Linked DNA regions of Homo sapiens: region 2 is linked to region 1. The links are chromatin loops, found by intact Hi-C in ENCODE. Cell type or tissue: B cell. All regions are shown on one strand. Each heading gives the region's core, and the rest is flanking DNA. Links, peaks and the distances in the headings are about the cores only.

What was found. Hi-C counts contacts between places; a loop is a spot of excess contacts. Peaks named below come from ENCODE experiments on the same cell type or tissue, not always from the same donor. Only the 100,000 strongest peaks of a DNase experiment are listed, where the experiment ranks them.
Region 2: a loop joins it to region 1, with 7 times the contacts of the local background. A loop is called at or near these places in 7 of 110 quality-filtered maps.

The regions. Positions count from the first base shown.
Region 1 is chr12:89,920,037-89,936,101 of GRCh38, forward strand. It overlaps LOC105369890 (a long non-coding RNA gene), which reads left to right and starts at 106. Exons shown (of 13, transcript XR_001749246.2): 1 at 106-202; 2 at 1,031-1,133; 3 at 7,364-7,618; 4 at 13,000-13,192; 5 at 15,786-15,951. RefSeq lists an enhancer at 1-209. In B cell, for the core only: no CTCF peak of the experiment used is centred there; DNase peaks (open chromatin) are centred at 7,385 and 8,633; H3K4me3 peaks cover 2,889 bases; H3K27ac peaks cover 4,739 bases.
Region 2 is chr12:89,848,368-89,864,432 of GRCh38, forward strand. No RefSeq gene overlaps it. Among named protein-coding and RNA genes, the nearest start is that of LINC02399, 91 kb to the right of the region's middle. RefSeq lists an enhancer at 9,688-9,737. In B cell, for the core only: no CTCF peak of the experiment used is centred there; DNase peaks (open chromatin) are centred at 8,284, 9,554 and 11,317; H3K4me3 peaks cover 1,251 bases.

The sequences.
Region 1 (16,065 bases), core at 3,940-11,939:
TTCTTAAAATTTCAATGTTATGTCCCTGAAACAAGAACGATCTCAGTCATCTTTGACTATGCTTTCTCCTCAGCCCCTCTATCTAAGTAGTTTCTGCTCATTCTTATCTCCACTATCACGATCATATGACCTCTAATGTTTTTAAATCATCATTGTCCTCATCTACTATTTCATTATCAGTAGTACAGCTTCTATATGAAAGGTAGGACAAGTGCTTGATTCTTTCTCATTAGTTATCATCTTCATTGCCTTTCAGCTGATTTATTCTGGCAGAATTCTGACTTCTACCATTCTTTTGCCCTTCCAATTTATATGACATGTAGCTATCAGATTACTCTTTTCGATGCACAGGTCTGACCAATTGCTATTACCCAATTATGTTCAAAGCAGTCAAGACATTCCTTATAACCAAATGTGACTCTACCTTTCATCTGTATTTCCAAAGTACTTTTAAATTACACTTCTAAAGACAATTTAAATTTTTTGCTGCGATATTTTTTGATATAGATTAGGCTATATATGATTAGTGGACCATATTTTAGAATTAAAGCCAAAATTCTAGTGGCCACAGACTACAAAACCAGTTAAATACCGCTTCTTATGGAAGTCTTAACAAGGTTTATTTCTTTCTGGGCTTACAATGGTAATCATTTATGCTTGGTGAGAATGCAATTTGTTAATGAATGGACTTGAGCATTTTAACAGCCTAGATAATCAATTTTTATTCAGATGGTGTTACTTTCCTAGAGTTATTTGCAACACAAACAACAAAACATGTCATAATAAATAAACCAGTACATCATTAATTTTTTGGTGGAAAAATCTGTTTGGCTCAGGTTTTTTTCTTACGACAGTAATGCTTGCTATAAAAGTCTAATAATATAGAAATGTGGAAAGTCAATTGTGAAAGTCTCCCTTCACGAATCTCACAGTCGACCATTAATAATTAGATTTGTATCCTTTAACATTTTTTTCTATGTACATACAGGCATTTGAAATAAAGGAGCCCTTTATGTTATTTCTGTTACAGAACCAGGAAGATCCGGATAAAGACACTGTCTGCACTCTACTCAGATGCCCTTTGAGTCTATGCGCTGTTTCTGGGCTCATCCTCCAGCCTCAACGTGTTTGCTGTAAGTCTGTCTGTCCTTGGGCTCCTGGAGGAGTTTTGCAGTGCACAGGGGATGGAAGTACTTGGGAATTGATGTCCCACTAGATCAGTCTGTAGTCAATGACTGGTGCATGAAGAATTCACCTCCAGAGCTCTTCTGGGATTTGGCTGAGGCTGGGACTTTGTCTCAAATTGCACCCTTGTTTGATTTCCTCTTCCCTGTCCTATTGGCCCTCCTCTCTACAAGTTTCTTTGCAGCACTTTCTTCCTATCACCTGCATATAAATCCTTGTCTCAGGGTCTGCTGGTGGGAAACTCAGCACAGGGAAAGTACACAAAGAACTGAACAAAACTGACATACTTAAGGGAGAATCTGTGACTCTGTTTCAATTTGTCTTCAACTAAATGACCTCAGGCCTTAGATAGGGCCATTGAAATTTCCCTATTAGAAATGCGGTTACACATTTAAGACCCTTAAAATTATAAAAAGAGATTTTAAGTAGTGATAATTAAGACTCAACACCAAACATAGTGTATAGTTTTATAACTGTTCTGTTATCTGACTTTTACTAAAGAAACAAATAAAACCACTTCTCATTATCAAGGTCCTCCAACTACTTGCAATGCAGCGGGAGGCAACTTTATAACACAAAGCAGTAGAAAAAAATTATTAAAAAGTGATAGTGTATAATTAGATTCACATGACTTATGTTGTAGACATTTAGAAAAGTGGATAAGAATTCTGTTCTGAAGTTACCAGGAAATGCTTCACTGCAAAGTTGAAATTGAAATTGAGTCCAGAAAGCTGTAGCACCTAGATAATGGAAAGTCAAACATTCTGAATACTTGGTGTGCTTTGGGGAAAGAAGGTGGCATTAGGGGGAATTCTTTGACTAAAGCAAAAGGTATGGGTCCAGGAATTATGTTCTAATGGGGTTCTATCCGGTTGGATAGGCAAGGTAGGGTCAGATAATGAATGGACCATCTCAAATGCTGGGCTAAGTAATTTGGGCTTGATTAGAAAGGCTGCAGTGAAAAAGCATACATTTTTAAGCAAATGGTGTGTTACTGGAGGTTCTGTAAAGACTTACTTAGCTTTAGTGTCAGAGAATTAACTGTGACAGACAGAGGCTGAAAATGTGTTGGAAACTGCAAGTCTGTACAAGAATAAAACTCTAGATTTGAGGGAATGGCAATGTAGAAATGAACACTAGCGATCATAACAAGAAAAGATGGTACTGATTATTAGGGGAGGAATAGAGAAAAGACTCAAAAATAGGTCTAAGGTTTAAGCTTGAGTGACTTGGAAAATGTAATGGAAAACAATGAAGCTGAACTTAAAGCAAGAAAAGTTTATTCAGGTGGGAATGTGCCTCAGTTTGATTTTTGGACACTTAGAATTAAAGCAGGGTGTTCTGATGGAAATGTCCTGGAAATATGGAACAAGGCTGACTGAAAAATTAGTGTTGGAGATACAAAGTTTGGATTGGTAGACATGAGAACTTAAGCAATGGAAATAGATGCATTCTTAAGAATGGAAATATAATATAGAGAGAAAATAACTGAAAATGGGAAATTAAGACCACTAGAGTTATGTTTAAAGATTTCATTACATCTGAATGGAAATTGGAGGATATATGCTAGTTTACCCAAAAGACAGCCTGTTTTGTTAATTTAACACTATACCAAGCTAGGAAAGATAACCTCTTTCTCCATGGATCCTCCATTGAACTTTGGCTCTTTAGAATTCCCTCATTCCTTCTTTGGGAAAGTGGAATGGGAAAGTCAAGGGTGCGAGGGGAGAATAGGTGACATCTCCTGGATTTTCTCCTCCTATTCCACCCCATCCCCCCACTCTATTTTCTACATACTTAGATTTGGGGTAAATTCTCATTGTATTTCTATGTCAAGACCTGAATCCCTCTGGATGGGGGTAGTATATTATGTCAGTGGACAGTTAAACTCATCATCTTTTTTATTTCTTTTTGTTTTTTTTTAATCTGATGACTGAAGACAGCATCTCTCTTTCTGTTTCAAAAGACCTAGTAAAGAGTAATGAGAAAAATTTGAGAGGGCCCAGGGGATGCATATCTATAGATATTTCACACCACACTCAGGCAGCTTATTGTCTTTAGTTCCAGTAAAAATAGACCATTGGGAACAAATTCAAAATCTGTGGAATCTGGTGTTAATGTGAAGTGACTCTTGCTCTTGCAAAGAAATATGCTTTAGAACTCTTCTCTAGAACTCAGATGTTTTATGAATGGTGATGAGGATAATGAAGCTAATAATTATAAATAATAATCCTATGTGTTAGAAATTGTCTCCTTGATGATACAATTGTTCCTCTACTCTTCTCACATTTTAATTAGAACATGCCGCTGCTTTAAATTGGGAAGAGGCAGTAGTCTGATAAGACAACACATATTAGCACTGTCCCCACTTCATACCCTCTTGGTTACAGCCACCATGCCACTGGCCTTCTTCAGTTTCAAACTAGATTAATTTTCAAGAGGAAGATTTCCTAGGTAGCTCTTGGATCCAGAAATAAACTGGCAACTGGTAAAATTCTTGTTGTAACTTCCACTGCAATTTCAGCATAACTCTGTAGCAAAGGTTGTGTCACTTGAGAGAATACAGTGACCCACAGGGAAATTTCAAAAATTTAGACCACTCTGATAGAACAAAGCCTTTTCAACCCTGCAATCAATGGCCGTTTAAAAAAAACAAGTACACAATTTAGATTGTCACTCAAGGACTAAAATACTAAGGAGATGATTTTAGATCTGTAATGTCTTCCTATAAGTTATATAATAATAACTTAAAAAGAGTAAGCAGGGTGTACTTTTTTATTTCTCTTGGGGAAGAACATAGTGAATCAATAATTACAGTTATTGGTAAAGTATAGAAAAAGTTTAGCATATAGAGTAACATTTACATTTGTCTCTTTCATTCAAATATCCTCTATTGACAAAGACATTTTTGGTTGTGAAGGGGAAGGGAGAGTTTGGGGGAAACAGAAAGAGCTTGAGATTACTGTGAGTTCTGAACTCAAATTCCCACTTTGCCACTTTCTGGCTTTGTGGCCTTGAATAAAATATTTACTCAGATTTTTCTTCCTTTTATTTCTTGGTCTGTAAAATGAGGACCAATAATGATTGCTTAACAAGGTTTATGCAGATTAACTAAATGTACTTGGCACATAATAGATGCCTAGTAAAAAGAGAATATCCCTTTACTTGCAGTTGTGAAAGTTCGTATGACATAATTGTATGACTTCTTCTTTTAATAATTCCCCATTTCAAAATCTCAGCTAGTGAAAACATCCAAGGATAAAAGAGCTAAGGAATCAACATTTGTTTATTTTATAGCTGTAATATCACACAACAAATATGCAGTGATTTTTGGTGCGTGATCTTCAAAAAAAATGAAAAAGTGTGAACTAGCAAAAAGTCTCACTATATCTGCTACTTAGTTTTTAAGCTGGGTTTTGAGTTATCTAAGCTACTATAGAAAATGTTCTGAAATTGAGGATTTTTGTAAGAGCCACACAAACTCCTTTTGTAGTTTAAGTGGGTCCTCCCAGTTTTCATTGTAAGATTGAAACTCAGGTGCTGAGGCTGCCTGGTACTTTACCTAAACCTAACCTATATTATTATTGTTCTGTTGGGAGAGTGGTTTAGAAATATAAAATATAGTAGAAAAAGCATTGGTTTCTAGACAAGGCATCCAAATGCATTTCTTGCTTTGTTACTAACTAAATTATGTAATTGATCTTTACTTCTTTGGGCCTAAATTCCTTGTTGGTTCTATATCAGCAGTTCTCAGATGCTGGTCTCAGGACTTGGACTTCATTAGAATTACCAGGGATATATCTTTAAAATCACATTTCCGAACCTACCTTCCACCTTCTGAATCGCTAGGAATGGGGTCAGGAATCTAGGGTTAACAAGCTCTGTAGGTGCTTCTGAGTAGTAACTGGGTTTAGAAACCAGTGAAGTCTTTCCAAATCTTCCTTGCCTGCAGATTTGAAGTCTCTTTCAGATTTTTTACTTTCAACTAGGCTTTTAAGTACTATGGAGGTGGTTGCTCTCCCAGCCTTCAAGTGACAATCTGGGCTATAGGAGAAGCTTAATAAAAAAACAATTTTGTGAATCAAGTAATTTGATTTCCTTGTTGGCATTGAATTCTCTCCTTGGGTAGCCTCCAACTTTCTCAGATATCAATTCTTTCTCAGTTCTTAAGAGAAACAAATTAGCTTTAAAGAATTGTTGCTTAAAGTTTTCCCAAATACATAAGTATTAAAAGTGTATGGCAGTATTCATAACCGATTGTATTACTCCTAATGATATCGTGCCTTGACTTGATTTAGCCCCTGTTCCGATCACATATACCTGTTAAAAATTGCTTTTCAATTGCCTTTGGTTGGAAATGATGTGTTTAATTGATTTTGGGAACTGATTCTATCCTATTAATCTTTGACATGCTATGGTATTAAGTTTTTTAAGCTCTCAAAAGGATAGCTTAAAAAATAAGCTCTTATTGTAGAATATTTAGGGAGCATAAAAAATTATAAGGAGAAGGCTGGGGCGGTGGCTCAGGCCTGTAATCCCAGCACTTTGGGAGGCTGAGGTGGGTGGATCACGAGGTCAGGAGGTCAAGACCAGCCTGGCCAACATGGTGAAACCCCATCTCTACTAAAAACTACAAAAATTAGCTGGGCACAGTGGCAGGTGCCTGTAATCCCAGCTACTCGGTAGGCTGAGGCAGGAGAATTGCTTGAACCCAGGTGGCAAGGTTGCAGTGAGCCGAGATCACGCCACTGCACTCCAGCCTGGGTGACAGAGTGAGACTCCGTTTCAAAAAAAAAGAAAAAAAAATTACAAGGAGAAAAATGGAAATTACCCATAATCTCATTACTCAGAAACAACATTCAATATTTCAGCACATTTTTTCTAGTTATACAAGCATACAAAAAATAAATATTTGGGATATTTTCCAAATATGTAATTTTAATTATTCTTTTTCCACTTAACATTTTATATTGAACATTTTCGTATGTTATTTTTCTTAAAAACAAACAGTTTTAATGGTTATATACTATTTCTATAATATGAATAGACCATAATTCATGCAATCACCTTCTCATTTTTATATGTAGATGGTTTTTAACTTACTGCTCTTATAATAATGCTATAATGAACATTTCCAGAAATGATTCTTATCTGCATTTCTTACTATTACCTTGGCATTTTCTCCTAAACAAGAATTACTGAAACAATCTGAATTTTTAAAGGTTCTTAATATGTATTATAAACTACTTTTCAGAAAATTAAAAAAAATCAATAACAGGACTGAATGAGTCCATTTTTCTTAATACTATTTTTAATAGTTATTGTCATTGAAAACAATCTTTGCTAATTGAAATTCTTGGTGTTCATAACTTGCTTTTCATTAAACATTAGTGAAGTTGAAGAGTTTCCTTACTTGAGTCAATTATATGTCTTATACTGTAAATTGTCTTATAGTCTTTTTCCATCTTTTCCTATTAGATGGTTAAAGCTTTTATGTGTTAATTATATATATATATAAAATTTTTTTTTCAGAGTCTCACTCTGTTGCCCAGGCTGGAGTGCAGTGGTCTGATCTTGGCTCACTGCAACCTCCGCCTCCAGGGTTCAAGTGATTCTCCTGCCTCAGCCTCCTGAGTAGTTGGGATTACAGGTGCCTGCCACCATGCCTGGCTAATTTTTGTATTTTAAGTAGAGACAGGGTTTCACCATGTTGGCCAGGCTGGTCTCGAACTCCTGACCTCAGGTGATCCACCCACCTCAACCTCCCAAAGTGCTGGGATTACAGGCGTGAGCCACCATGCCTGGTCTGTATCGTCCTTTAATGTGATATGGTTGGCAAATATTTTCTAGTTGGCTAGTAGATTTTTAATTTATTTGTGATGATGACAATATTTAATGGTATTAGGAATATTATGTTATTATACTATAGTCCACTATACATAAAGACTTATCTATGGTAAAAAGAGGTGGAAAATCCAGATAGTACAGATCTTTAGTACATTTTAAATTTGTTTACGTGATTCACATGGCTTGACTTTTGACAAACATATGCCTCCTAGAGCTAAAAGAGTCCTCATAGATTGTTTCACTTCCTCTTTCCTGGTAAGCAGGTCACCATGAAGTAAGAGCATGTCTTATCTTTGCATGTCAAGCATTATTTTGTGTTTCACTTTTATAGGAGAAGAAAAAGAGACATTATGTCATTCTTCTGATTGTGAATTTAATTAAAATCCTGATTCCTGGATGGTATCGTGGGCCTATTGAATGAGAATCTCTGGAGCTAGAACTGGAAATCTGCATTTTAACAAATAAGTCTGGTGATTTTTAGCATTCTAACATTGGAGAACTACTGGTGCTGGAGAGTTCAGATGACCAATGGTGAATTTTATCTCACATTACTAGCTTCTTCAGTTTTCTTCCCCTCAGTGCTCAGGTACTCAATTTGCATAATATTAGATTGTACTCTTTATATATTGGTTCAGAAAGGTTTTTAAGTGTGTGCTGTGAATCTGAAGCTAGATGGAAACTCACTCAAAGCAGGAATTGTAATACCCGGTTTTTGTTTTTTTAATCTCCTTAGACAACTTTGCATAGTGCAACAAAGTTATTGACTCATAGAGATTCAAAGTACCAAAGAAAATGAGATACTTAATATTTTAAAAATATAAGCCTATTTTCTGTATGAGAAAATGGAGGTAGAGTTTTAAAGTCTTTCAAAGTTTGTCAGGTTTCATGGTTTTTGATTTATTATTTTTTGAGGTTTTGGATGATGAACCTTGACTGATACTACTCCAGTGATATTTTTAAAAGTATTTTTATAAGATGTTTTAGAGGTGTCTCTTTTGTAGGAAAGAGACATGAGATAGTAAATTAGAATTTTTATTTAATTTAATCCAAGAATTTGAGACAGTACCTCTTCACAGAGAATCAAAAAATAGCTTGATTTAATCTGCAGTGTACCTATCTCTGTGCTTAAAACTGTGGATCTATTTCAATGGAATGGAACACGATCCTTATCCTTGAAGAACTTAACTGTATTTTACTTGCACTTAATTTTTGGCATTGTTTTACATGTTACTTCATATAATTTTACACTCTATAATTATATTTCTGGAACATTTGCATTGCTCTCATCTGCTTTAATAATGCTATTGCTGATTTATATTCATATATAATATCATGTTCTTTTCAAAGCCTATTTATGTATATGGTTCTAGGAGAGCCTCAAGAACTTAGTATAATATTAATAGAATTTTTTGAGTGTTTGATTCATGTGTGACTCTGAGCTTCACATGAATCCCATCACCGAATTATCACAACAATTCTATAAAGTAGGCTGTGTTATTATCATCTCCTATTTACCAGGTGTGAAAACAGAGCTGAACAAAGTTATTTTAAGAGCTGCAGTCTGACTCAAGAGCATACAGTTTACCTTAAGATCCCCTAGTCTAAACCATTAAACACACTGCCTCCTCAGCAGCATAGGTAGTTGCAAAAACAATTGGACAGATAGTCAAATTCTTGTCTACTTATATTGCTCAGATAGAAGGGGGCATATTTGCTGAACTTGCTCTGCAGTACTCAGTAGAATATTTTCTGTAGGTTAATATAATCCTTGGATGATAGTCAAAAGGTGATCAGAACCCCCACCCCTGCCCTTGATCTCTCCGAAGCCAGGCAATATATTTTTATTCAGTTACTTCTTTTAACCTGAAGTCACCAAATAGCATACTACTAAATGTATAAAGCAAAAACTATAAAGCAAAAAAAGAGAGATTCCAATATACATATTCAAAATCAGATCACATAGAGAACACAAAAGTAATGACACAGAAGAAATAAATGTTATAATCAATAACATTGACTACTAGCCAAATACAGAATTTTTCATCCTTCAAATAGATAATATTATTTTTTAAATATCTCTGGAATATTCACAAAAATTGATCATGTTCATAGCCAAACAAAAACAAACACAGAAAAACTTAAAACCAAAAGTGGAGATTTTACAATCCATGTTCTCAAATAGCTATGTAACTCAAAACTTATGAAACATAGTAAAAGTTCGGAAACATTGTACTTAGATGCAATTTATAGCTTTAAGTGGCACCATTATTAAGAGATGGCTAAAAATAGGGTTTTTTTGTACTCATCCTAAGAAATTTAAGGACCCATGAAGCCGGGCTTGGTGGCTCACGCCTGTTATCTCAGCACTCTGGAAGGCCTAGGCTGGTGGATCACCTGAAGTCAGGAGTTCGAGACCAGCCTGTCCAACATGGTGAAGCCCCGTCTCTACCAAAAAAATACAAAAATTAGCCAGGCATGGTGGCACACGCCTGTAATCCCAGCTACTTTGGAGGCTGAGACAGGAGAATCACTTGAACCTGGGAGGCAGAGCTTGCAGTGAACCAAGATTGTGCCACTGTACTCCAGCTTGGGCGACAGGCGACAGAGTGAGACTCTGTCTCACAAAAAAAAAAAAAAAAAAAGAAAGAAATGTAAGGACCCATAATATAAATCAGAATGTATTAATAAAGATAAAATCAAAAACTTATGAACAAGAAAATAAATGGAAAATCTAGAAAGACTAAATAAACCTGGAACTTGGTTATTTGATAAGGCTATATAAAATAGATAAATCTCTCATAAGCCTGGTTAAAGGAAAAACAAAAAAGATGCAAAATAAATAATAAAATATTAGAAAAAAGAGAAAAATGACAGTAACATGTGGAAGACAGTAAAAGACATGAGAAAATCTTCATGAAACTCGATTGTAACACGATTGATAACTTAGAGAAAATGAATATTATACTAAATGTAATTCACTAAAATTGATCTAAAAGAACAACTTTCGTATGCTAAATGCTATATAAAATACTGAAAAATGAATAAAAATAAACCATTAAAGAAATTAATAGGACCCGATGTCTTTGTGGCTGAGTTTGATCAAATCCTTAGAGATCATGTAAGCTAAATATTTAAACCTCATAAAAAGCCAGCATAATCTTAATGCTTAGTAAGGGTAGTGCAGATAAAACACTACAGTCCAACTTCCTGTGAACATAGTGGCAAAAATTCAAATTCAAATATAAAGAAATGGAACTCAGCATTGTATCAAAAAAATGGAAACTATAATACACTATCACTAAGTAGGATTAATTCCAGGAATGCAAGAATGGTAGAAAATCAAGAAAATTATTAGCATGATTTTATATGTTGCAAGAGAAAAATCATGTTTTATCAATAAAGACAAGATTCTTAGAAGGAATTTGTTAAAAATTTTCAGGCATTCCTAATAAAAACTATGTAAAATAGGAAAAAGGAAAAAATGCCTTATCTATGATTAAAACCTACCAAAAACCAACAGCAAACAATTAAAATTGTTTGTGCTAACTATTCACTAATATAAAAAGAAGAAAGCAATATTTACCTTCAATAAGAAAGTAAAATAATTGGTATAAATTTGGAAAAGAGATAAAATGACATCGTATTGCAGATAATATACTTCTGTACTTAGAAAACCTAAAAAAAATTCCACTATTATGAATTAGAAGAAGAAAATTTGGTAAGTTGACTGGGTATATAATATTTCAAAGAACCTAAGATATTATATATTTTAAGATATCTGTTACTTTATGAACCACCAAGAAGGAAAAAACAGTGTCAGAATTAAGAGGTCATTATTATAGAATATGTCCCATTTTCAAAGATGTTAAAAATGTGTGTTTCAGAATTGATGATATAAGATAGATATTTAAAAAGCAATAGTTTTGTGTGTGTCTGTTGGGGGGGTGGCAATAACCACTTACTTGCTAAAAAAAAAGCTATTTAATAGTTAGGATTAAATTCATCAAGAAATATATAGGACCTACATGAAAAAAACTCATACATTTTCATGTAAATATATAGAACTCCCTAACCAAATAGATCAAGATGCCATATTTTAGATGAGAACAGTTAAAATTGTAAAAACATCCACGCTCTCAAAATTAATATACAAATTCAACACAATGCTGGAGTGTACTTAGGGGGAAAATTTGACAAGATTATTTAAAAAATCATATTGAAGAATAAATATTCAGTATTACCAATAAAATTTAAAAAGCAAGAATAGTGAGGAGAGATTAAGCATAATAGACAATAAACCATTCTGTAAAATTACCATAAACCAAATGGGGAGGCAATTGGCATGGAAATTGACAAACTGATTAGGAGCAGAAAAAAAGACATCGTATTTTAAAATTCAATGGGAAAAGATTGTTTGTTCATATATGGTGCTGGTAAAAACTGGCTTTCTACCTGAAAAAAATAAAATAAAATTAGGCCCTTACCTTTGGCCTTGTCAATTCTGGATAGATTAAATCACTACTTATAAAAAATAGAATAAGAAAATTCAGGGGGCTATATGTAAAAATCAACAGTTGAGAAAACATTTGCAACACAAATGACAAAGTGCTATTACCTATAATATACAATGAGAGCTTGCAAATTGATAACAATAAGACAAGCATACTACAGAAAAAGGAATGAAAAATTTGAATAGTTAATTCATAGGGAAGTAAGCCCAGATGAACAATAAACAAGTAAAAAGCTGTTCAAATTTTTTACTAGTTAGGAAAATACAGATGAAAGGGAAAATGAAATCATTCTTTTTACACATCAGTTTGAAAAATTTTAAAGGAAGATTTATACCAACTATAGGTGGATATTTGTGAAAGAGAATATTCACATGCATGGTTCGAAGAATGTACTTTTTGAAAAACAACCTGGCGATTTATTTTTTTAAAAATATACACATCATTTGACTCAGCAGTTCTATTCCTATGATTCTGGACTATAGAAATAAAAGTGCAAATAATATAAAGGATGTTTATTTCATCTCTGTTTCTAGCAGCACAACACTGAAAAGGTGAATAACCATTAATAGAAGAATGGGTGAATAAACTGTGCTATATTTGTAACATAGAGCATTATAAGTCTACTAAAAAGAATAAGTTAGACCTGTATCATCTAAGTTGAATGGATATTCTGTATTGTTAAGTGAAAAAAAGCAAGATGTAATTCTTGCATATAATGTCATTTTGGTAAAACAAATAATGACAATGATCCCTTTACCCCTGCATGTGTCTATGAGTATGGAAAAATGTGAAACTATACGTTTAACATTTGTTATCTAGATGAGAGGTGAAAAGGGGCAGAAGGAAAAGACAGGGAGAAGAAAGAAAAAAAAACAATATATAAAGAGTCATCTTTGAGCAAGAACATGAGAAAAAAAGAAAAACAACAATAGCAAAGAAACAAAAACTTCTAAGAGTTTGGAATTAAATTCCCTGATTGGAGAAGATACCATTATAGGGTTGGAATAGACCTAGAGTCACACACACACAAGAGAATTTAGGAAACTACCAGAACTTCCATTTAGCTATGTTACTTAAGAGTTAAATCTAATTTCCATAGCAGAAATTGGGACTAATTTTAGAACCCACACTGTAATCTTTACTTTCAATTTTATGTATTTGGGTAATGTTTTGGAGGTCTCAAATAATATTAAAAAGTAATAATTTTTTAATTTACCTGTAAATCCAAAGTCTGTATTTGTCTGGTAAGATTAAATAAATGATAAGAAGAACATTTTTCTCTCACCATTTTAATATTTACATCATGGTGTATCATATTTATTTTGTAAATTCCTGGCGTTCTTCAGAAATGAGAATGAATATAATTTGCTACTGTTTTTCACCATGTGCCTTACACATAGTAGGAATTAAATAAATAATCTGTTGAACAGGATTGAATTCCACTTTTTTTTTCAAGAGTGCTTTCCAGCTGAGATAAATCACCAAAGGCTGACCAACAAGAATTCCTAATACTAGAGGACCTAACATTCCTTCTGAGGCAGGAGATAGACTTTTATTTCAGCGCCAAAAGGATCTACAAAACGCAGCCCATCGAGTCATAATGAATAACAATTTCACCTTCACTCAAGTGTGTGCTTGAACAGTAACAGGTGATTAAACCTATCACAGTATTACCTTGCAGACTGGAGGCACTCACCACATTCTCGTGGTTTCTAAGGCAACTGATTAAGGATTCTAAGAACTGAGGCCCCATTTAGGCTGATGCCCTTGGAAAGGTAGAATTTCTTTTCCAGTAGGCTGTACTGGAAGACAAGGCTTATTTGTTTTAATGTTTTCCATTTCTCTGAATTTCACAACACAAGGTGCTCAGATACCTTTTGGTAGAGCCTACTGGAAAATGTTACCAGTATAAAAATAAAGAGCTCGGTTTTGCCAATCCAAAAAACACTTGGTGTGATTACTGGTAAATAGGAGGCAACTCAATGAGGACTCTGTTTTCCTTTTAGCCTCACTTTTTATTTACTTCTTTGCAACACAAACTGTAAACGGTAACATTGATGATGTTCGGCCAACACCTCAGTGAAGGACTCTCTTTAATAAAACCTGTGGTGTTGGATGGGTCCAATACAGACAGGCTTTTCATGCAGTTCTGCTGTTCAGGCTTGACACCCACCGTGATGAACTGCCGTTGAGATAAATTCAGTGATTCTCTGGAATAAGCTCTTTAGGGTTACAAAATGGCCTCCAGAGAGAGTCAGGGCTTGCTTCCAATGGGAAGTTAAGTGGATTTTTTTTTTTCTTTTAAGCAGCTAGTCTGATCTCCAACCAGCAGGTTGTTCACATACTTCTATAGTACTCCCAGCCTTGGCTGCAGCCTTGCTTTCTCTTTATGGACTCATTACCCAAATCTCTGAAATGAAGTGATTTTTTTTCATTAACTCACTGAGGCATAACACGAGCATTTCACTACCACATAAAATTTACTACCTTTGTTCTTTTCTCTGGCAGAAGGAATATTAAATCTTAGCTATCAGCTATGAAACACAATGCCTGCTGTTTTTTCATGCAAGAAAAATGTTGATCAGATTCCCACACATTTTTGGGGCAATGATGGTTGTTATTATGACTCTCAAGGTCCTGAGATAACTTGAAAGTGGCAATACATTCACACATCTTATGCAATGACTTTATCATGCAAGGCTCACACTAGAATGTAAACTCTGAAGTTTTACCTGTTTAACTCACTAATACATTCTTGTGTCTTCTACAATACTTAGGAAGTATATAGAAGGTAGGGCCCTGATAACTGTTTATTGAATGAACGAATGAATGAATGAATGGTCCTGTTCTGGGACATGGTGAGGTTAGCATGGCATGCCAACTGGGAGTGATGAGGACTTGGAACTATGCCACCTACCAAAGCAGAAATTTTAGGACAAGGCCTGGCTTCAATGCTCTGGGGAAATGTCCATTTCAACAGGGAGAACACATGATTTAGTTGTATAGATGGATACAAAAAGTGATAGTAATGACAATAAGTTGCTATATACTTTTTGCACAGTAGGATTAATCTGCACAAAATCTTACAAACTAGATGGCAGTGTCTCCATTTTACAATGTGACAAATGAGTCCCTGGAGGTTTAATTAGTTTCCTAATATCACATAAGTAGTAAAATGGTAGAGTTGAGATGAAAAATACTGGCTGCTTTTAAAGTTCATGCTCTTTTCATAAATGTGTGTGGATAATAGGCATTGGATGTGGGCACATAATAGGAGGAGGCAGGGGAGCCCAGTGACCAGTTATCCTCAGAGTATGTAAGTCAGAGGCCAGGGAGTTCAGGAATCTAGGTAGGCCCATAATCTAATCCTTCAAGACGTGGGGAATCTTTTGAGCAGGTAGCAGGGACCCAGTTACTGGGCTGGAAATTTTGGTGAAGAGGCAGGAGGATCTGGTAAGAGGAAGGAAGGACCCTCATCTTAGAAGAATTGGGAAACTGGACAGGCCACAAGGATAGTGTCTCTGGTGCAGGGATATATGTTTTCTACTATTGAGTAACAAATTACTACAAATTTAGCAGCTTGAAAAACACCCACAGTTCTGGAGGTCAGAAGTCCATGCAGGGTCTGCTGAGTCCTCTACCTAGGATCTCACAAAGCCTAAAAGTATTGATTAAGGCTCTTAGTGGGAGCTCTGGGGAAGAGTGTACTTCCAGGCTTATTCAGCTTGTTGGTGGCATCCAGGTCTTGTGCTTGTATGACTGCAGTTCCTATTTTCTTGCTGGTTGTTATCTGGGGACCACCCTCAGCTCCTTGAGTCTGTGTTCAGGTCCTGCCCTGTGGTTCCCTCTACTCAGCAATGGGAAAATGCAAACCTCCTTTGCATCAAATTCTTCTCACACTTTGAATCTGTCTGGATTCCTCTTCTACTACTGGTTGGATTAAAAGGGCTCATGTGATTAGAATAGTTTCACTTGAAGAATCTCCCTATTTCAAAGTAACTGATTAGTACCCATTAATTGTATTTCGAAATCACTTTTTTTTTTTTCGTGTTAAGTAACACAATCAGAAGCATGATACATCATCATCTTCACAGTCCTGGGGAGTAGGGACTGTGGCCTCTGGGGTGGGGACATATTAAAATTCAGCCTAGCAGGCAAGGCAACCATCAGGATTTGAGAAAAGGCAAAAATGGGGATTCTGAGTTCCAGTGTGTTGAACTGTTTAAACTTCTTTTGCTTTAGGTCAATTAGATCAAACTGTGGATATAGGATGCCTGCAGCCAAACCACCAATCTTGACCCATCGTGAGTCTCGGCTCACTGGCAGGGTGACTTAGGAGAGTGAGAAGAAAGCTGCCCAAGCTTTTACGCATGTGGAACACATTCACTTCTGACATCCTTTACGAATGGTATGAGAGATGTTTGACTACTTCCTGACATTGAGAATTTTGTGACTGGAAGGGAGGTGTATGATAATGATGAGGAAGTCTAGTCATTTCTGGCCTTCTCTAAAACCTGTACTT
Region 2 (16,065 bases), core at 4,405-12,404, 71 kb before region 1:
TGCTCTGTTGCTCATTTTAGGGTGTATAGTAACTTCCCCAGCCTTTATCCACTAGATGCCAATAATATTTTCATCTCCTACATTGTGACAACCAGAAAAGTTTCTGGACATTTGTCCCCATTGAGAATCACTGCTCTAAAGTGAACGAGCCTTCTCTGGCCTCTTGTTTTAACCTTGCACATGGTACCAGAGTTGTGAGACTCCAATACCTTTAAAACAAGTATCCAAGGCCCATTGTGCCTTGAACATAGTTCTATGAAGACAAGCACTAAAAATAAGACTTGTTAATATTAGTATGAAAATTGTAATATATGGATACTTACTTGTGCCAGGCACTGCACAATCTATGTTTCCTGAATTCATTGTTCATGAAGTTAATGCCCTCATTATATGAAATATTGAAATCCATCCTCACAGTCCTTGCTTTCTGGCTGAGGACACACATGATCCATAAATCTAAAATGGGCTTTAGAACAGTTACAAAGTAGTCTGCCGATGAAGTGAGTGTGAGTGAAGAGAGCGCTGAGTAAATGGCTGATAAGGGAGGCGTGGGGAGAGGAGTGACGAGTCCGAGTCCTTGCAGCCAGAGGTAGGGCACAGGCGGGAGACAAGCTGCGGGTGGGGGACAGCAGGCACCCCAGCAGCAGTGAGAACTCAAAACTAGAGCAGACGGCTGTGAAGACTGGGAGCAAAGGTTCAGTTTGGCAGGAGGAATAAATTCTGAAAATATATTGTAGAGCATGGTGGCTGTAGTTGAAAATGTACTGTGTACTTGAACATTGCTAAGAGAGCAGATTTTAAATGTTCTCACTGCAAGAAAAAAGGTAAGGATGTGAGGTGATGGATATGTGAATAGCTTGATGTAATCATTACACAATGTATGCATATATCAAAACATCACGCGACACCCCATAAATTTACACAATTTTTGTCAATTAAAAATCACTCAATCAATCATCAATCAATAAGATAATTAAAATAAAAAGACCGTGGGAGGAGCTTGCAGAGTCCTGAGGTCCAGCCAAATTGCTTAGCTTTAATTTTATTAATAAGCAGTGGGATGTCCCATCTTGAGAAAGGGCAGTGAAATGAAAGAGAGTCTTTGATGGAAACAATACCTTCAATTCCTCTGACAAGGGCTTTGGAGGCTGTTGAATGACCACTCAAAACACCATTTTACTTCTCAGAATGGCAGTCAAGGGATGATTTTACAGTTTTTCTTTTCTATTCCTACCTAAAAAGGCTTAGCCTAGCTAGCCTTACACACAACCATTTTAGACCAGCTAAATTGTTTTGTGACTGAACTCTCATGTTGTACGGTGGCTGTATGTCCTCATTGCAGGATGTTGACAAGTGCCACCCTCCCTGTCAAACGAATGCCAGAATTATCCAGGGCAAAAAACCATATAGAATGATGGCAACAGCATGGATGTTGGAGTCATTGGTTTGGATTTGAGTCCTGACTCCATCATGTACTATTTGTATGGTCCTCAGTTTTCTCTGTAAAATGGGAATAAGTGCTGTATTGGAAGGAATCAATGCTATGTTGAATATATTGGAAAAAATCAGTTATATAATATTTGTAAAGCACTTAGTAAAGCATCTGGCATCTAGCAAGGACTCAATAAATATGAATTACATTATTATTCATGCTGAATTGTGAATACTTACCCTTAAGAGTCTTAAGTATACACTGGAATTGCCTTGAGGTTGCCGTTCACATGTAAACATCTATTGTCAATGCACAAAATGATAATTTTTAAAATACAAATATGGTATGAAGAGGAAAGCTTTAGCTATATATATGCCTGGAGAACAAGGAGAGAGCAAAAGTGCTTTTTGTTATAAATAAAACACTAGATAAAGAATAAACAGGTACCGAGTATGTAGGAAGGGTTATGGAGGGAGGTGAAGCTCAGCAAAGCTGACATCCTGCCCAGGGAAAGGAGCATTTCTTGGAGGGTTTCTGTGCTTTAGGATGTCTGTTAGAGTATGTGTTTCTCTATATTGTTTCCTGTATTTCCCTCTCTGTCAACTCCAAGAGAAATAGGAGGAAGAGTCCTGAACGGCTCAAACTCATCCCATTGCTTCCAACCCTAAGAAGGAATGAAAAGGGACATCTGTCTTCATCTACAATGAGCTGAGGACATATAGATCTTGTCTCAGTCCTGCACATAATTCCTTCCTAACAAAAAAGGAGCAAGATGTCTCTTGCATGGGTGAAGGACGTAGCTACAACAGACAGTAGTTTTAACCAGAAATCAAAGGATCATGTGGAGCAATGTAGCTTAAGCTGAAACTAGCAATCAAAAAGGAGTCTGACTTGCTACGAGGCTGGAGAATAGAAAGTAGGGAAGTTAAGAGAAGAGGACCCTAATCGCAAAGCTAGACAAATTGCTGGGTTTCAGGGGGATTGAATGGGGTCCTAATTTACTAAACCCAATGCAGTCATCTTAACCTCTTAGTTGTGTGTCTAGGATGCCAATCTGTGGATTTTGATTTATTACAAGCAGCAAATAATGTCCTCCCATTTGAGGCTGTCCTAACTTCAGTTTTAAGGCACTGTTTGTCTTTGAAACTCTGCAATGGTCCCTGGTCTTCCAGTGTTGACTGAGTGTTGGCTTCTTTCTACCCTGATGCCTTATCCTGATCTGATCTCCTTGGTTTACGATTCTTTGGCTTTTTCTTCCCATTTTCTTCTTTCTTTTAGCTTTTGTTTATCTCTGTCTCCAGGCTTTCTGTTCAACATATTCCTACAATGTCGTTCCTTCTCCCTTAGTTCATTTTCTGCCAGAGTTCTCCTGGTGCTGGTTAACAATCCTTCATTTCATAACTACACAGACAGTAGTTTTAACCTTTAACTGCTCAAGGTTTGCTATAACAAAGGAAGAGGGTCTGACATCAGAATGACATGAGACATAAGAAAGGACTGATAGTGTTTTGTAAAAGAGGAGTAGAGGGATGACAATCAAGAACCTTGAATTTATTCTTTGACATGTCCTTATGCTGTTGTAACGCTAAATCCAAGAACTGACAGTGTATGCCAGCCTACAGTGTGTCAAGCTTGTGCTCAGGGGGGCCACTGGAGAAGGAGGCCACTAGAAAATGCTTGGTTAGATGGGATTATATGGCTTTGAATGGAAGAATCTTCCCTTCAGGCCTTCTCCCTTCTGCCTACCTTCCTTATACTCTTTGAAGGCTATGCTGGAGATTGCTTGAGATCAACCTGCTCATGAGATGGGCTCCATATCTGCTTTATTACTCAGATGTCATCCTGCCAACTGATGTTGATTAAATATGGCATCTTGTTATCACAAAGGCCACTTTCCAGAGACCAAGTATGACAGCAAAAGCCAATTCACGTCACAGATTCATCAGTTTTGGGAAGAACATAGCCTTTTTCACTGTTTAATTCCCATCTATTCCTTGGTGTAAGTAAATTCTCTCTGACTTCTTTAAGATGGTTTTGACTTACTTAGAAATACAGTTGCATTGTTATCCTATCTGACAGTATATTAAAGATAACATAATTCCATCCTGGCTTTCTATTCTGAGCTGTTCCCTTTCATCTCTTTCTCATCATTTTCTAGTATGTAAGGTTTATATCATGTTGGTTAAAATGTTATTTTTAACTAAAATACATTTTTTTCATCATCTAAAATTCTGCTCAAAGTAAAAAATTTGGGATGACATGAAAGACTCATAATAGATCAGTGGTTAAATTCAGAGTGTATCTTAAGGATAAAAGGCAACCATTAAACATCATGGTTTCAGAAAATGTTTAACAGCATGGAAAATCCTTACTATACAACTGAAAAGCAAAATACAAAGCCATATATATAGTATAATTCTAAGTAGGTAAAAAAATAGATAATATATACAAATAAAAATATCAGAAAGAAAACACCAAATGTTAACAGAGTTTATATCTGGTACAAGTTTATGACTTGTATTACATGTTCTTTTTTTGTGTTTCTATGCTTTCCAAATTTTCTCAAATGTGTGTTACATCATAATTAAAAACATAAATATTGTGAAATTTTTGCTTAATGACCCCTTATTTATACTACCTTTTCAAGTTACATCTTCTAGTTCTGTGATCTCCCCAGAAACCTCCTCTCCTTTCTATTTATTGCCCTTTGTATCTTTAAATACTAGGCATTTATATGTACATATGGACAGCTCTCATTAGTGTTTATGTATTTAAGCTACTTTCTTATTACTTGTGTGTATGGTTTCATGTTTTTATAAACAATATATAGAGTTGCTTGGTATATAGTAATCAGAAATATGTTTTTGTTTTGTTAAATCTTGGTGTCCAAGAAGCAGAACTGCCAAGAAAGTGTAGGTTGGCAGTCAGAAATCAAAGTAAAATGCAACATGGAAAGAGGATGAGTGGTTATGAAACGCTCTGTGCTAGGCACGTTTCTGTTACCTCATTTACTCTTTACAACCTACCTGAGACGAAGATGGACTCCTTTCCACAGAAGAAACAATGGCTCAGTTGAGGGCGTAGGACTTGTCATAGGTCACACAGCCCAGTAAGTGCTACCTCTTTCAGGTTTGTCTTCTTGCCTTGACTCTTCTACTTGGTCACAAACAAGTTCATCTGGTAATGTGTGCACGTGTAGAGAGCAACCACACAATTTACAATGTAAGTTTGGGAATGTGTGACAGAAATATGTGTGTACATGCATTCTTTAATGTTTGTTATTTCGTGTCACAGTGACGTTTTATGCATATTGTATGTAAGTTCCTTGTTGTCAGAGTAAAATGCTCTTACTCCTTTTTTGTTGTTTTTTTTTGGAGACAGTCATGCTCTGTCGCCCAGGTTGGAGTGCAGTGGTGCGATCTTGGCTCACTGCAACCTCTGCCTCCCGGATTCAAGTGATTCTCCTGCCTCAGCCTCCCAACTAGCTGGGATTATAGGCATATACCACTATGCCCAGCTAATTTTTTTTTGTATTTTTAGTAGAAACAGGGTTTCACTATGTTGTCCAGGCTGGTCTCAAACTCCTGGCCTCAAGTGATCCACCCACCTCAGCCTCTCAAAGTGCTAGGATTACAGGTGTGAGCCACTACGCCGGGCCTCTGATTCCTTTTTAACTCCCTACAGTTACTAGAACACAGTGCCTTCCATCCAGATTCTCAATATGTGCTCCTACCAAGCCATTAAATCTTAGTGTTATATACCAGACCCAGCGTACTGCTATTTTGGATTCAGAGATGGCTTGGTGTGTTTCATTATGTTAGGATTATATGTAGATGGATAAGAGATAATGAGACAAAAAGGATTTCCAGACAAATGAAACAATGAGTGTGAAAGCTATAGCTATGATCTCATGTGTATTTTTATAAAATTGAGAGAATTAAAATTGGCCTATTTGGTAGTTAATTTTTAGACAAGAAGATTGGAAAATGCATGTATTATTAATGCTACTTATATAACTGCTACTAGCAGAAGAGTCTCTTAGTGATATTTTCTGAAGTGTGAAAGTATAGTAATAGTCAATGAGTTCTAAATATATTGCCACAGTGAAGACACTTTGGTAAAGTAAACAAGAAAAGTTGTAGTTCTTAGATTCTAAGTATATTGTTGAACCAGAATATTTGATCAGATCAATAATGAAATGATAATAATGGGAATGCCAGCAACAAAAACAAATCTACTGGGCTTTCTCTCATTTAATTTTTAATTTTTTTTTAATTTTTTTAATTTTAATTTTAATTGTTTTTGAGTCTTGCTCTGTCACCCAGGCTGGAGTGCAGTGGCAGTATCTTGGCTCTCTGCAACCTCCACCTCCTGAGTTCAAGTGATTCTCCTGCCTCAGCCTCCTGAGTAGCTAGGATTATAGGCATGAGCCACCATGCCCGGCTAATTTTTGTATCTTTAGTAGAGATGAGGTTTCACCATATTGGCCAGGCTGGTGTTGAACTCCTGACCTCAAGTGATCTGCCTGCCGCAGCCTCTGAAAGTGGGCCTCTCATTACATTTTAACTTGCTTTATTTAGTATAACTTTATGTGTATCCTAGAATGAATTGATTGTTCAATTAATTGAATATCTAATCACGTGCCTGGTGTTCTGCTGGATATAACATGGAATACAAAGATAAAAAAGACCACAGTTATTGGCATCAAGAACCTTAGTCTAGTAAGTTGTTTGTATACCAACAAGGACACAACAGTAAATGAAAACGGGAAAAGGAGGAGGAAGAATGTGCTCTGAGTATAGAATGAGTTAATGTAAAGACTCCAAGGACTTCTACCAAGTCCTCCAGAGGCCTAAAATCCTACTAGGATATGATGAAGATGGTTTTCCTAATAACTTCACTGTGCTCCTTTTCCAAAAGATGTGTAATGTTAATAAAGGGATGAGCCATGTAGTTCTGATCCAAGGCAGTGTCACGTTCAAAGGAACTCAGCCACCAATAATAATTTCAGAATATCTCAAATACTTTACATGTATTTCTCACGTATCATGAAGGGGATTGTATTAGTCCATTTTTGCATTGCTGTAAAGAAATACCCGAGGCTGGGTAATTTGTAAAGAAGAGGTTTAGTTGGCTCCTGGTTCTGCAGGCTGTACAAGCATGGCCCTAGCATCTGCTTCTGGCTAGAACCTCAGAAAGCTTACAGTCATGGTGAAAGGGAAGGGGAGCCAGCACACATATGATGAGAGCAGGAGCAAGAGAGGGGGGTAGGCGGTACACTCTTGTAAGCAAACATATCCTGCGTGAACTTTGAGAGCAAGAACACACTCATTACCAAGGGGATGGTGCTAAACCATTCATGAGAGATCCGCTCCTGTGATCCAAACACCTCCCACCAGGCCCCACCTTCAATATTGGGGATCACATTTCAAAATGAGATTTGGAGAAGACAAACATCCCAACCATATCAGGGACACATAGCTCTCAGAAATTTTCCTAAAAAAATGTTCTTTTCTCTTTTCTACAAGCTGCCTTCACACCCCACAGCTATTCTCACTCCTAGCTTCTCCCCTGAGCCATTTCCTCTGCCTCCAGCTTGGGCTGTTTTTACTTTCCTCTGCCCACCCTCTCCTGTGAAGTCTTTTTCTTCTTCCTACCACCTTGCAGGCATTGCTTCTTTCTGTTGGTTCTCTGACAATTCTCCATTACTGATGCCAAAGCATTGCTTTCTTTTAACATGTCTTCTCTTCTCAGAAGATAGAGGAGAGGAAGAAGCTGAACAAAGCCAGAATCTTGTTTTGCAGACTTGGCAAAACTCTTAAAGGAGTAGTTTTTCTGTCCTTAAGAGGTAAAAATCTTTCTTAAAGCCTACCAAATATGAGGTTCTGCACTTTATTCTGTTCACCTCTTGCCCATTTAATTCTTCAATTTGAGTTCTGTTGCCTATTCCTTTTTGTATGTCTGTTACTGCACATTTCATTGTAGCTGATTTCACTCAGAAAATAGCCTTCAACTATAGAAATGTAGGTCAGCATCATATATATTTAGGATGTCATTCATATGGAAGATAAAAGACAAGAATCCCTATTGCAAATTTCTTCTTTCCTTAATCCATTCTAGTACATTTCAGCATTGTAGGTTTTGGTACCTTGATTTTTCTTATCTCGTAGGAAAAAAAGTGGGTTCTTTCATATTAATATTCAGGACCATGTATACACGTGACACAATAAACCACCATTAAAGAGATTATTTACCCAAACATAATATTTTCTAAAATTGATCTAATAAGTAAATAGCTATGACCATCAGCATGTGTATTGTAGGAATGAATTTGATGAAGTATTCATAAATTACGGGTTGAGGGATGAATTTTTGAGTAGCTAAGGGGCTCTGCAACTATGCTGGTTGACTGCTTATACACACATATACACACATACAGTTTAATAATTACATGGGGTATAGAAAAAGAGTTGGACAAATAAGTCTCATCCAAGTCTTTTCCCACCAAATTTGTCTCCGAACTAGGAATGCTAAACAGCTCAAAACTAGTGGACGTGAGCTTTATCCAGTTCTCTGCTTCTTCCCACTCTAGTTGGAAGTGCTAATGAACTGACAGCTCGAACAAAAGCCAGCACACAGTAGTCAATCACATTTTTATTGCATAAAAAATGAACCCCCCCCAAATCAGAGCACAAAATGATACAAGATAGAAGGGACTTCAGTGTATCCTGTTCATTTCTATACTGCGTATCTGATCCCTGCATAATCACAGAGTGGCTAAAGATGATTCATCTGAAAGACCTATTTAAGGAAGGAAGTGAAAGTCATAGGCTAAAAAATGGCCCATAATCAGGTGCTGACAGTTGTGTGTTGAAAGGTTCTATGTAAAGCCAAACTTTCCAACCACAAAAAGGGACCTGTTTTGTTCAACATTCTGGAGCAAAGAAATTAAGGGGAAAGCCAAGCTAAGATGAAAGGCCTAGAAATAGTTTTAACTTTCATGCTTGACACAGGAAAATAAAAGAAACCTACTGAGTAGATTAAACAAATAAATGTCCAATCATGCATTTAATTTGAATTCCCATGAAAATCTGTCAAATTTGTAGAAAGACTCCTAAAGTTTATTTTTGATACTAGATAGGCCATCTCCTACGCCAAAAATGGAAACGCCTCATAAAATTGTATACAGGTGACTTGGCGATTCAGTGGCAGACTGTTCAGATTGTTTGTTATTGATGTCCCTTGCTGCTTGCTTGTAAATTCATGTACAGATTCATTCATTCATGCATTTATTCTTTTTTTTTTTTTAAATTCAACACATACTTAGTTACTTATTCATGCTGGGCATTGGGCTAGGCTTTGGAGACACAACAAATATCTCTTCCTCTGTTAAGAGACTTAGTCTAGGCTGGGTGCCGTGGCTCACGCCTGTAATCCCAGCACTTTGGGAGGCCGAGGCGGGTGGATCACCTGAGGTCAGGAGTTCAAGACAGACCAGGCTGGCCAACATGGTGAAACCCCGTCTCTACTAAAAATACAAAAATTAGCTGTGCGTGGTGGTGGGTGCCTGTAATCCTAGCTACTCAGGAGGCTGAAGCAGAAGAATTGCTTGAACCCAGGAGGAAGAGGTTGCAGTGAGCCGAGATCACACCATTGCATGCCAGCCTGGGTGACAAGAATGAAACTCTGTCTCAAAAAAAAGAAAAAAAAAAAAAAAAGAAAGAAAGAAAGAAAAGAAACTTAGTCTAGTTTGTCAGAGAAGAAAATGAACTTTTTTCTTTCTTTTTTTTACTGTACAGTACTGTAAGTGCCATGACAAAAATAAGCCCATTCAAAATGCCAATTCAGACTGGGAAATCAAAGAAGGCTTCTGGGAAGTATTAATTGCTGAGCTGAGATTTGAGAAAGAGTGGGTTTAGCCAGATGAAGGAGAGGCACTAGAACATGGTTGCTAAATGCGTGGATTCTACAGCCAGGCTCTCTGGGCTCAAGTCTTGTTTTTTCCAGTAACTATGCATGACCCCAGGCAAGGTTCCCAACCTCAATTTCTCAGTTCTTCAATTTCAACCTCAATTTCTCAATTCTTCAACCTCAGATTCCTCAATTTCTCTATGAGTGGGGGTAACAATAGTACCTACCACTTACCTATCCCAGGTTTGTAAGGATGAATAAATGCATTGATATTCCCAAAGTACTTGGAAGAGTGTGTCTCACTTAAGTGTTACATAAGTGTGTGATGAATAAATACAGGGGGAGGATGGCGAGTGTCTTGGGTGGCAGGTACGGCTGGTGCAATAGCTTGAAACGGCATGCATGCTGCATTTAGAAGACAGTAAAGAATAGAACGCAGGGTCCATGACTGAGGAGCATCAAAAGATAAGGCCGGAGAGACTTGAAGGCTTTGGTAAGGAATGTGGTTATTTTCCTAGACACCATGAAGAACTCTGGAAATATTTTAAGCAAAGAAGTGAAAAGATTATATTTGCATTTTAAACAGGTCAGTCTGGCAACAGTGTGGAGAGTGGAGTGCATGATGGCAGGCAACTCTTGGAGGCAGGGAGGCAAATAAGGACAGTGTTTCCAAAAATTGCCTGATAACCAGACTCGTCTGGGGTGCTTCTAAAATATGCAGATCCCCAGACCCCTTTGCACTCGATGCTGACTCAGATGATTTGGAGCAGGTTGGGTAATCTATGTTTTGAACAAGCAACTCTGGTGATTCCTGCCTTTTCGGATTTTGCACTGAGTTAGGTGGAGGTTGTAGGCATCTAGGTGAGCAATAATAAGGATTTAAACAAGAGGAGTAGAAACAATGTGGTTGGAGAGAAGGCAGCAAATTAAAAAAAAAAAATTAAAGCCTAGCACGTTGGGAGGCCAAGGCAGAAGGAGTTTGAGACCAGCCTGAGCAAAATAGTGAGATCTCGTCCTTCCAAAATAAAAATTAAAAAATTAACTCGTTGTGGTGGCTCATGCCTGTAGTCTCAGCTACTCAGGAGCCTGAGGTAGGAGGATTGCTTGAGCCCACAAGGTGGAGGCTGCAGTACATACCACTGTACTCCAATCTAGATGACAGTGTGAGACCCTGTCTCAAAATGAAACAAAACATAATGATAAAGCAGTAAGACTTGGTGCCACATAGGAAGGAGCCTAGAATGACACTCAAATGTTTGGCTTTGGTGACTGTGTAGATCGTGAAAGAATTTGAAAGAAAAGCAGATCTGGAAGTGAGGTTAATGAGATCAGATTCAGATAGGTTGAGTTTGAAGTGTCAGTGAGAAGAGTCTATTCAGAGGCTGCATACATATGCCTGAGTGCAGAAAAGAGACCTGGGCTGGAGACTTGTAATTGGAAGTCGTTAGCACATAGGTAGTAGCTGAAGCTTTACAAACTCCAACATTTAATCAGTGGGTAGAACATAATCCCATTTTATTTGTTCATTAATTTATTCACTTAATCATTTATTCAACAAATCAATTTTAAATGCATATTTTGTGCTAGGTGCCCTGCTACCCACTTTTTCTATGCAGGAGACTGTGAAGAAACAGCTAAGAGGAAAAGAAGGAAAAGAGTAGTACTATCAAAGTCAATGGAGAAGATTGCGTCAAGTGACACTGAGACTCCAAATGAGACAATGAGAGAAAAAGGTCCCCTGGACTTAGCCAGAAACAAAGAGGTCATTAGTAATTTGGGAGAGAATAGAATAGATTCTGTTGAGTTACGGGTAAAGAAATTGGATCAGAGGTGTGGCTTGAGGCATGAATGGGTAGTGAAAAAGTGAAGTTAATGAAGGAAGAAGAGAGAAAAATGTGGCAGACTGCAGACATGGTTATAAAATCTTCTACCTGTTTGCCTGTCCCTTTGCAATATTTCTTTGCAGCTACTCCCATCAAGAGGTGGAGTTTATTTCCTCACCCTTTGAGCTGGGCTTGGTGATGTGGCTTTATTGTGATCAATGGGCCATTAGCAAATGTGATACAAACAGAAGCTTGAAATATGATTGTGTATTGGGGCTTGCCCACTCTTGCTGCTTTTGGGAGCCTTGTGACTGCAACCAGGTAAATATAAACCTGGAGCAATTTGCTGGAGACCTGTGGCCAGTCACCTCTGTCACTCTGCTGGCAGCCAACAACAACTGACAGTACCAGCCACCAAACATTGAGTGAGATGTTGAATCACTCCCTAGCTGATCTACTCACTGACTGCAGCTGCATGGGTGAGCCTTGCCAATTCTAGCAGAAGAACTTCCCAGCAAAGTCCAGCCCAAATTATTGATTCACAGAACAATGACTATTATTTTAAGACACCCAGTTTTGGGTGTAGTTTCTTACACAGCAAAACCCAACTGATGTAATAAGACCTTGTCTGAGTGTCATGGATTTCAAATGTCTAAGTTCTCTGGAGGTTTGTATGTGTCTCTGGGACTTTTGGCTGCAGTAGAAGGTCAGAAAAGCTATAGTTGTTCTTAGTCTCTTTTCTCTTCCTAACACATTGTTCCGGATAGAAACAAAAACAGAGTAGTATCCTAGAAATAGAATAACTGGGTTGCATAGCATTATTGATTCATGCAATGATATGGCTGAATCTTAAAATAATTATGTTGAGCAAAAGAAGCCAGACCAAACAAATAAACACAAGGAGAGTATGTATTGTATATTTCCATTTATTTGAAACTCCAGAAAATGTATAATCATCTATAATGAAGAAAGCAGATTAGCTGTTGCCTGGGGATGGAGTGAGGAAGGGAGGGACAGATTACCAAGAGGCATGAAGAGACTTTTAGGGATGATGTATATTCATTATTTTGACTGAGCTGATAGCTTTATGGGTGTATACTCTGTATATATGTCAAAACTCTTAAAATGATACATTTAAAAAAGATATATAGTTTAATGTGCAGTTTACCCTTGAACAACTCAAGGGTTAGGGGTGCTGACCCACTGTGCAGTCAAAAATCTGTATACAACTTGTAACTCTCCAAAAACATAACTACTAACAGCCTGCTGTTGACTGGGAGCCTTACGAATAATGTAAAGTCTATTAACACATATTTTGTATGTTATAGGTATCATATGCTGTATTATCACATTGAAGTGAATTAGATAAAAGAAAATGTTATTAAGAAAATCATAAGGAAGATAAATATATTTACTCCTTTTTTTGTTGTTGTTTTTTGAGACAGAGTCGTCTCGCTCTGTAGCCCAGGCTGGAGTGCAGTGGTGCGATTTTCGCTCACTGCAACCTCCGCCTCCTGGGTTTAAGCCTAGCCTCCCTCGTAGCTAGGATTACAGGCGCCCACCACCATGCCCAGCTAATTTTTGTATTTTTGTAATTTTAGATTACAGGTGCCTAGCACCATGCCCGGCTAATTTTTGTATTTTTAGTTGAGTCAGAGTTCCACCAAGTAGGCCAGGCTGGTCTTGAACTCCTGACCTCAGGTGATCTGCCCACCTTGGCCTCGCAAAGTGCTGGGATTACAGGCATGAGTCACTGCATCTGGCCTGTTTACTCTTAAGTAGAAGTGGCTCATCATCAAGGTCTTCATTCTTGTCATCACATTGGGTAGGCTGAAGAGGAGGAGAAAGAGGAGGGGCTGGTCTTGCAATCTCAGGGGTGGCAGAGGAGGAAGAAATTCACATATAAGTTGATCCTTACAGTTCAAACCAGTATTATTCAAGGATCAACTTTAAATCAATTATACCTCCATAAAGCTGCTAAAGAGAAAAAGAGAAAGAAAATCTTTGAATTGGCTTCTTATTCACAAGTGTGGAGTCAGAATAATGATACCCCAAAGATATGCATGTCCTAATCTCTGGAGACATGAGTATGTGCAACTGTGTAGGACTGTGAACATGTCACCTTACATGGCAAAGGAACTTTGCAGATGTACAGTGATTAAAGGAGTATACTTGAAGATCAGGAGAGTATCTTGGATTAATGGTGTGGGACCAATGTAATCACATGATCTCTTAAAAGGAAAGAGCATTTCTCAGTTGGGTCAGAGAGATGAGACGGAAGAAGAAGGTGGAGAGATTTGAGGGAATCAACCTGACATTGCTGGATTTGAAGATGGAGCAAGAAGTCTACTTGCCAAGCAAAGTGGTAGCAGCCTCTAGAAGCTGGGAATGAGCCTCAGTTTACAGGAAGCAAGAAGACAGGGACTTCAGGCCTACCTCTACAAAGAAGTAAGCTGCAAATAACCCAAATGAGCAGGAAATGAATTCTCCCCTAGAATCTTCAGGAAGAAATGCAGCCTACAGCCTCTTGATGAGACCCATGCTAGATTGCTGACCTAGTGAACTATAGGATACTCAATTTGTGTTATTTTATGCTACAAAGTTTGTAGCAATCTGTTCCAGCAGTAAAAGAAAATGAATACAAAAAGTTTTCATGGGCAGAAAGTTGGAATTATTGACTCAAGTAGCTGTTTGAATGACCTGTGCTCCCAGTTATAAATCACAAATAATCGAGTTGATTGTATTTTGCCATTGTTTACTGCATGTTCCTTTCTCAACAACTTTAGGTTTACTCACTTTTTAAAATGCAGCTCTAGCCACACAGTTGTTCTGCCATAGGCTGGTTGGGGTGTAGGGGGTGGGTAGTTCTTATGTCCTAGTCTGAGGCATACACAAGTTACGTTTTCTGCAAATATAGAAATATTTTCTCATTAAACACTGGTCACATCAAACATCACATTGCAATTTTTTGGGGTGTGTGTGTGTGTGTGTGTGTGTGTGTACAGATTTTGAAAGCCAACAAATTTCAAGATAAAACATTGTACACTTTTCCAGACACCTAAAAACTTCTCAGGTTTAATAGTCTGTAACAGGCTGTTTGAATTTAAATACTGGCTCCACTCTATACCTCGCTGGTTGCTTAACACTCTGTGCCTTAGTTTTCTTATCTGTAAAATGGGATGACAGGGCTACACTGAACATAAGGATTAAATGAATTTGTCTCTGTAAAGCACTTTTAACAATGGCTGGTACATTGTAAGCACCAGTGAGTGTCGGGTTGTTAATTGTTATTATTACAATGATGTCTTTGCTGCCAGTTAGGACAATTTCCAACTCAACAGTGGATTCACCTAACTTCATGTGCCCTAGCAGAGGAAACCTCAATTTGCTTGTGTGTCTGTCCCGCCAAGAAAATGCAGGTCACTTCCTCTGGCTTTCTTGCCTTAAGAGTTCCTGTTTCTGCCGAAGCAGAAGCAGGAAGAGAAAGTGACACAGTGATGTTTGCTGAGCAGAGCAGGATTCTGTCCAGTGACTTCTTTTTCCCCAATTAGGAGGCTGTGTTGGCAAGACATGGATTGTTCTTTACGCTTTCCCTATCTTTTCAGCTTTTTCCAAGAGGCCTTGGTCTCTATCCTGAGGCTTTCCTCATCAGCACATGACGGTGAGCTGAAAGATTCCTAAAGTTCTGTTGTCTCTCAAAACAAAACAGAACATTCCAACCAAATTTAAACAGATCCATTTACAATTTTATTACATATCAGCTTTCCTGTGTGGCATTTATTTGAGGAAAGGCTCTCTCAGATATGAGGGAGTTGGTTTTAGAAAATTAAATCAGACAGACTAAAATGACGATCTGATTCATGAGAGGAAAGAAGATACACTATGTGATAGAAGAGTTATTTTTGGAGAACTTATTTTCGTGACTCTGAATGCCCAGAGGAGAAAACATATGGATGGTATTGCTAATTTAGTACCATGTCTGCTTCAGGCTCTATGTGCAGTTTTCTACAGACTGGGCAGCCGACTCTTTGGTCTCCATTTTTGAATGGAGTGCTGCAAGAGATGCTGTCTGACATACGAAACAGTCAACTGAAAATAAAGTAGCAGAGTTAACGTAGGCAGTTTTCTTCACTGTGGTTACAAGATGGCAGGGCCTTCCAAATTTGCACACTGTACATTGAAGTGGAAGTGGATGCTAGCTCTAAAAGCTCTGTGTGGGCGGCGTTGAGAGTGGGTATTTTGATTTGAAAATTTTGTTAGTTGCCATAGTAATTGTCACAATTATGTGGTTTGTTCGATCTTTGTGATACTGAACACCTATTAGCAGCACCCAGAAAGCGGTGTGTTTTAGTTTTTTTTCTTGTGCATACTTACAGAGAGAAAAACAATAATGTGTGGTCAGATTTTAAGATGAAGTAAAAACAATAAAAAAGTATCACATATCTTTATGTAAAGTGTGTTTATTTTCTTAATTATTTTTTAGTCAGATTTCTCTTCAGCAGAAAAGTCATCAGGAAGTGATTTTGTTTTTCTTTTTCCAAAACAAGGAGACCCAGAAACCAAGGTTACAAAGCTTTGTAAAAAGAAGAACAGGAAGCTCTCCTTTTGTTATTAATGTGTTGTGTCAGCAATGATGCTACTTAAGTTCAGGCTGAAATTTAAGCTGAATCAAAAGAGAGTGTGTGTTTCCACTCCCTTTGCATTTGTGGTGCTCACCATGGCCACTGATTATTTAGTCCTTGATTGCTTTCCTGGGGCTGTTTTGCAGGTGACTTTTGAAACATGGAGAGGCATTATTTGGCTAAACAAACTATTTGTGTTGCAATTGTTATAGAAACTTGAATGCCTATAGCTAAATCTTCACAGCCTTCTTTATTTTTGCCTCAGAAGTATTTTTTT